2 separate regions of the Homo sapiens genome follow, and region 2 is linked to region 1. Evidence: read pairs that join two places in POLR2A ChIA-PET (ENCODE). Cell type or tissue: OCI-LY7. All regions are shown on one strand. Links, peaks and the distances in the headings refer to the core of each region. The heading gives the core; the rest is flanking DNA.

The links. ChIA-PET counts read pairs that join two places held together with the same protein. Peaks named below come from ENCODE experiments on the same cell type or tissue, not always from the same donor. Only the 100,000 strongest peaks of a DNase experiment are listed, where the experiment ranks them.
Region 2: POLR2A ChIA-PET joins it to region 1 with 5 read pairs; 2 of 35 experiments call an interaction of 5 or more read pairs at or near these places.

The regions. Positions count from the first base shown.
Region 1 is chr9:114,363,430-114,366,348 of GRCh38, reverse strand. AKNA (AT-hook transcription factor) reads left to right here. Exons shown (of 22, transcript NM_001317950.2): 7 at 1,730-1,789. Among named protein-coding and RNA genes, the nearest start is that of AKNA, 23 kb to the left of the region's middle. In OCI-LY7, for the core only: no CTCF peak of the experiment used is centred there; a DNase peak (open chromatin) is centred at 1,518; H3K4me3 peaks cover 1,233 bases; H3K27ac peaks cover 2,405 bases.
Region 2 is chr9:113,707,583-113,710,501 of GRCh38, reverse strand. No RefSeq gene overlaps it. Among named protein-coding and RNA genes, the nearest start is that of ZNF618, 170 kb to the left of the region's middle. In OCI-LY7, for the core only: no CTCF peak of the experiment used is centred there; no DNase peak of the experiment used is centred there.

The DNA of each region.
Region 1 (2,919 bases), core at 148-2,647:
TCAAAGTTAATCCTTGTTGGAGTAGCACATACAAGTACTTCATTTCTTTTCTTCTTTTTTTTTTTTTTTGAGACAGAGTCTCACTCTGTTGCCCAGGCTGGAGTGCAGTGGTGCAGTCTTGGCTCACTGCAACCTCCGCTTCCCGGGTTCAAGCAATTCTCCTGCCTCAAGCCTCCCTAGAAGCTGAGATTACAGGCACGCGCCACCATGCCTGGCTAATTTTTGTATTTTTAGTAGAGATGGGGTTTCACCATGTTGGCCAGGCTGGTCTTGAGCTCCTGACCTCAGGTGATATGCCTGCCTCGGCCTCCCAAAGTGCTGGGATTACAGGCTTCGTTTCCTTTTGCCACCACCATTCTTGGTTCCGTAGCCGGAGACACATTTCTTCTTCGTCCTATATGTTGTCCACAAAATAAAGCAATGTCAAATCATCACACTGAGCAGGAGCTGGGGCCTTAGCTGACCCCTCATGTCTAGTGCTGCACGGTCCAATTCAGAAGCTGCTGGCCACATGTGACTGTTGAGTACTTGACATGGGCTGCTCTGAATTGAGACGTGCTGTGGGTATGAAACACATGCCAGATTTCAGAGACTTAGAAATATAAAGTGTCTCCCTATTTTTTTAGTATTGATTACATGTTGAAATGATATTTGGGGCTAAATAAAATATAAAAATTAATTTTACCTGTTTCTTTTTACATTCTCAATGTGGCTATGAGAAAATTATAGATGGTGTAGCTCACATTATAGTTCTATTTTATATATTATAAAATTATGTAATATGATTATATAATATACATTTCTATATTTCACACTGATCTAGAGCTTTCTTAAAACCGAACCTTACATCATCCCTTGCCTTTTTTTGTAATTAAACTTTTTTGAGCAGGTAATAGATGCCCATGATAAGGACCTTTGCACAGTACAGAGGGCATATTGAGCAAAAACTAAATCTTTCCTCCAACCCATGCAAAAATGTTCAATGCACACACTTGCATTTATAGAAATGGCTGCATAAGCTACTGTACCTTGACTTTTTGAAGTCTTAAATTTGAATATTTATTTTTGGGTAGGCAACGAATTCACATTGTTCAGATTTCAAAGGATGCAAAGGACATGTAGTAGAAAAATCTACTTCTCATTCCTGTCTTCCAGCCACCCAGTTCTCCTTCCCAGAAGCAATTCATATTTTAGTTTCTTGAATTCCTCTAGAGATAGTATATCGTATATAAGCAATGTATTTATCGTTTTCCTTTTTACTCTCCACATATTCTATACAGATGGTAGCATACCGTAAACATTGCCCTGTACCTTGATTTGACACTGAAAAATAGGTCTTGGAGGCATTAATAGCTCAGAACATACACGTGTGCCTTCCTCTTGTTGATGGCTGAATACTATTCCACCGACAGGCATTTAGGCAATTTCTTGTCCCCTCCCTACTGTTCATGCTGCAGTAAATATCCTGACTCATTAGTCTTGATGCACATGAGTGACTTGCTTTGTTGTCAGTAAATTCCTGCAGGTTTCACTTCAATTTTTCTCAAGGCTACCATGCCTGGGGCTGGTGGTAGAAGCTGTTCCCAGCACCCACGTCTCCATGCTTGGCAGAAACCCCACATCCTGAGGACGGACCCAGCTCCTCTTACCAAGGCATAGATGTGGCTGGGTGTGGGAGTCTACAGGACTGGATTAATGGAGCATATTTCCTTCCCCTCCCAATGTCCAGGTGGAGTCCTTTGAAAGACTGATACAGGCAGGACGTCTCATGCCCCAGGACCAAGTCAAGGTACTGCCCAATTCAGGAGCCACCCATGGAACTGCCAGACAACCACTGTCTCCCATGACTCTGTCTCTGAAGCCTTCTTTGCTGCAAGACAGAAAAGAGAATCCCAGACACAGGGTCTCTTTTAGAGCAAACAGTTCCTGAGTAGCTTCCCATGATAACGATCATTATTTCACAATAGTTACCCATTATTAAGCAAGGATGGTTGTGTACAGGGACTGTGGTAAACCCTAGAGTATGTTATTTTATTTGGTCATCATCAAAACCCAGTGAAGCAGTTACATTTATCACCCTCATTTAACCAGGATGGAACTGAAGCTCAGAGGGGTGACTCAAAGGCCCCACAGCTAGTAGGCAGGAGAACCTGGAGCCAGGTCTGTCTCTCTTTCAAATCCAGGGTCATAATCACTGCCCTGCACTACTTTCCACAAATTATCCTGCCTCTCAGCAAGCAGAAAAAGGCCTTTTCTTTTTTATCGCCTTTAAACAAAATTACAAAATAGTTGCCAAAAGTTTGGAAACCCTGTTAAAAAAAGTGGGGGCTGGAGGGGAGACCCTTTATAGAGTCCTATTGGTGTATATCCTTTGGAATTTGGAGTTTTAGATAACGGTGGTCATAAATACAATTTAGATTCCTGCTGCATCAGCCAGGGTCCCATTAAGGGACAGGTGGGGCTCTCAAGTCTGGGAGTGTAGGCGTCAAAGGAGAGAACTGTCAGCAAAGGTGTGGGCAGCATCAGGGGACCCAACAAAGACTGAGGAATCCCCGGGTAGTAGCATTAGCCGGGAGCTGTGCCCACTCTCAAGTCTCTCTCTTCCCACCCTGTGATCTCTCATAGGTCCCTCCCACTAGACAGACCCAACCAGAAGCCAGCAGGTAGACAGCCCTGATGCTCAAAGCACAGAGCAGGGTGGGAGAGGAGCTGAGAGAAGGTCTGGAGAGGCAAATTCAAAACACCTAGTTTCTAAAAAAATGTTATGGCAGGATATTTCCTGTGTGGTTACATAGATGTCATGTACATTTTCCAATCACAAAATGTGTCATATGTATCATGTAATATCATCCAGTGGATGACCAAGGACCTTATAAACTAAAACCATTCATTTTTTTGCTCTCTGTTCTAATCCCCCCA
Region 2 (2,919 bases), core at 244-2,743, 660 kb after region 1:
CTCGAGAGGAAATTAACATCTTCTGCACTAGGGCTGCCCTACCCAACAGTCAAGCCTCCCTGGCTTTTCTATGTTAAGGGAGCCACTGATTGGTTCAGGAAGGCACTTGACCCACAGAGGACCCACCCATAGGCTGGCCACTGAAAACGTGGTGGGCCCAAAGGGCTCTGCCCAGTAGGGTTCTAATTCTTCTCCCTCCCTTGGGACCAAACCAGTGGTAGTGAGGGGACAAAGGAGCTGACCTCCCTAGAGAACAGGAGAGCTTGTTAACCAGAAGCACATTCCCAGAGCCTCTCCTAAGCCTGGTGCCCTCCCCATCCACGCACATCCTTACAGTAAACCTTCTTTTCTCAAGACAGCACAGGGGGCATCCAGTCTTTGCAACTGAGATTCCAATGCATTTTATAGAGGAGGTGACACAAGCTCTGGGAGATTTCAGAACAGGGTCACCCATTTAAAAAGTGCCAGAACTGCGATACAAGCCCAGAACTCCCTGATTCCAGAAGGCTTGATCTTTCCAGAGCTCAACACACAGGGTTTACCAGCGACTCAAAGATGCCACTGCCAACTGGAAGACACCAGCTCCTCCTCTCATGTGTCATCTAGTCTCCCGGACCAGGCCACCATCCTTAGCTACCCTTCATGGGGTAAAAACCACATGTACTCAGGCCTTTACCTACTACACATCGTCTTATCCTCACAACCCTCTAAGGTACATATTATTATCCCAATTTTACAGGTGAACGAACCAGAGTTCAGAGAAGTAGAGTCACTCGTCCACAGTCACAGAACAAGAAGTGATGGTGCCAGGACTTAAAAGCTACCCAGAGCATCTGCTCTTAACGCCTATGGGATATCTCAGCAGTAGAGGCAGGGATAACACTGTTGCTCCTCCTCCAGCACAGCCAGGCCAGTCTCTTTGCTGTTCCCTGTGCACATCAGTGTGCTGTCAACACATTTTCTCATGCTGTTCTGTTTTCCTGTGAACATTCTACCCACCTCTACAACTACATCTCCTCCAGGAAGTCCTCCTTGATTCCCCTGCTGACAGTTCTCTCTCCCTCCACCATTCTACAGCTGTCACTCTCCTATCTTGAGTGGTGGGTCATCTCGTTATTTGACTAGCTCCCTAGCAGAGGCCGGGATCTCTGCTGTGTTCACCTCTGCATATCTGGCACCTGGCAGTTTATAGTTTACAAAGCACCCTTAAGTCCATTCTCTCTCTCTCTTTCTCTCTCTCTCTCTCTCTCAACCTTTAACATTGACCAAGAGTCAGCAGGACAGAGACAACTATTTCACTTCAAAAATGAGGAAAGTGATTTCCTCTGGCTGATCAAAAAGCTTTGTTCTCTGAACTTGGCTTTGTGACGCAGATTTCACAGAAAGACTGGGCAGTGGCGACTCCAAACGCATATTTACAGGTTTGTCAAGTGTTGCAAGAGCCTGCAGATCCCTAGCTTCTGCATAAAGAGGCCTCATGAAATCCAATGAAGTCACACCTCCACACCCAGAGCCCTGCCTGCTGGCACAGTGCAGTCCTTCTCTGGGTGAGATCCCACTGAATATATTCACATCACCTGAGGGCCAGCAGCAGGCTGGGGCCACCTGCGCATGCTCCTAGGAAAGAGCCAGTGAACCCCCATGTGGCCATTGAGGAAACTGAGGAAGAGGGGCCAGGGACGTTCCTGGGTCTCGAAGCAAGTTTGTAGCAGAACCTTTCTCCCTAACTGGGGAGAACTGGAATTGAGGTATGAGCAGGTGGCAACTGCAGCCCTTCCCAGCACCTTTCCCTCACTCTGTATTTTTGTCACGATGTGGCTGATGCAGGAACAAACAATCCCCAAATCTCTGTACCTTACCACTATAAAATTAATTTATTTCTCATGAAAATCCACAGTGATTCCAGTGAAGTGACTCATGATACAGGCTGCTTTGGTCTTGTGACTCCCATCTCCACCTGAGGTGTCCTCCGCAACCACTGTGGCAGGGGAAGAGAGAAACTGTGAGAGTGCACTGGAATGACACTGCCATGGCCTGAGAGTGCCACCTGGCATTTCTTATCGTATTTCACGAGCCAGAAATATGTATGTGGCCCTGACTAACTTGAGGGCTGGAAAGTTTCCCATATGCTGAGGGAAAAAGGAGACCTGGGGATCAGTAATGTCTATTGCATGCTTTCCAGGGACTCAAACATCATAGTTCTCTCCACGTCCCTCCATTTGAGCCATTTTAAAAAGATACCCTTTTAGGGAAGTGTATTGGTCAGCAATTGCTGCGCCAATGCTGCGTAACAAACCACTCCAACACTCGGTGGCTTACAACAATAAGCATTTATTTTTCTTCCTTGTGAGTCTGTAGATTGAGTGGCTTGGCTGTGTTCCAGGTTGCAGTTTGGCCTGGGTTGACTGCAGGCTTTGACTTGGACTCAATCTGCTCCTAAGACCAACAGCTGTTCTGGGCATGTTTTCATGGCAGATCAGAGGGCACAGAAGGCCAAGTCAAACCATGCCACACATTTAAGGCCTCCCTCTGCACACATCACATGTGCTAACATTTCTTTAGGCAAAGCAAGTCAGATAGTCAAGCCCAAAGTCAAAGGATGGGGAGGTAACCCCTGCCCACCCCAAAGCCACAATAAGTGTAACGATGTACAATTCTATTAATGGAGAAAGTAGAGATTTGGGAGCAATGAGCCAATCAGCCATGAGAAGTTGTATTAGTCTGTTTTCACACTGCTGATAAAGACATACCCGAGACGGGGTAAATTATAAAGAAAAAGAGGCTTAATGGACTCACAGTTCCACTTGGCTGGGGAGGCCTCCCAATCATGGCAGAAGGTGAAAGGCATGTCTCACATGGTGGCAAACAAGAGAATGAGAGCCAAGCAAAAAGGGTTTCCCTTTATAAAACTATCAGATC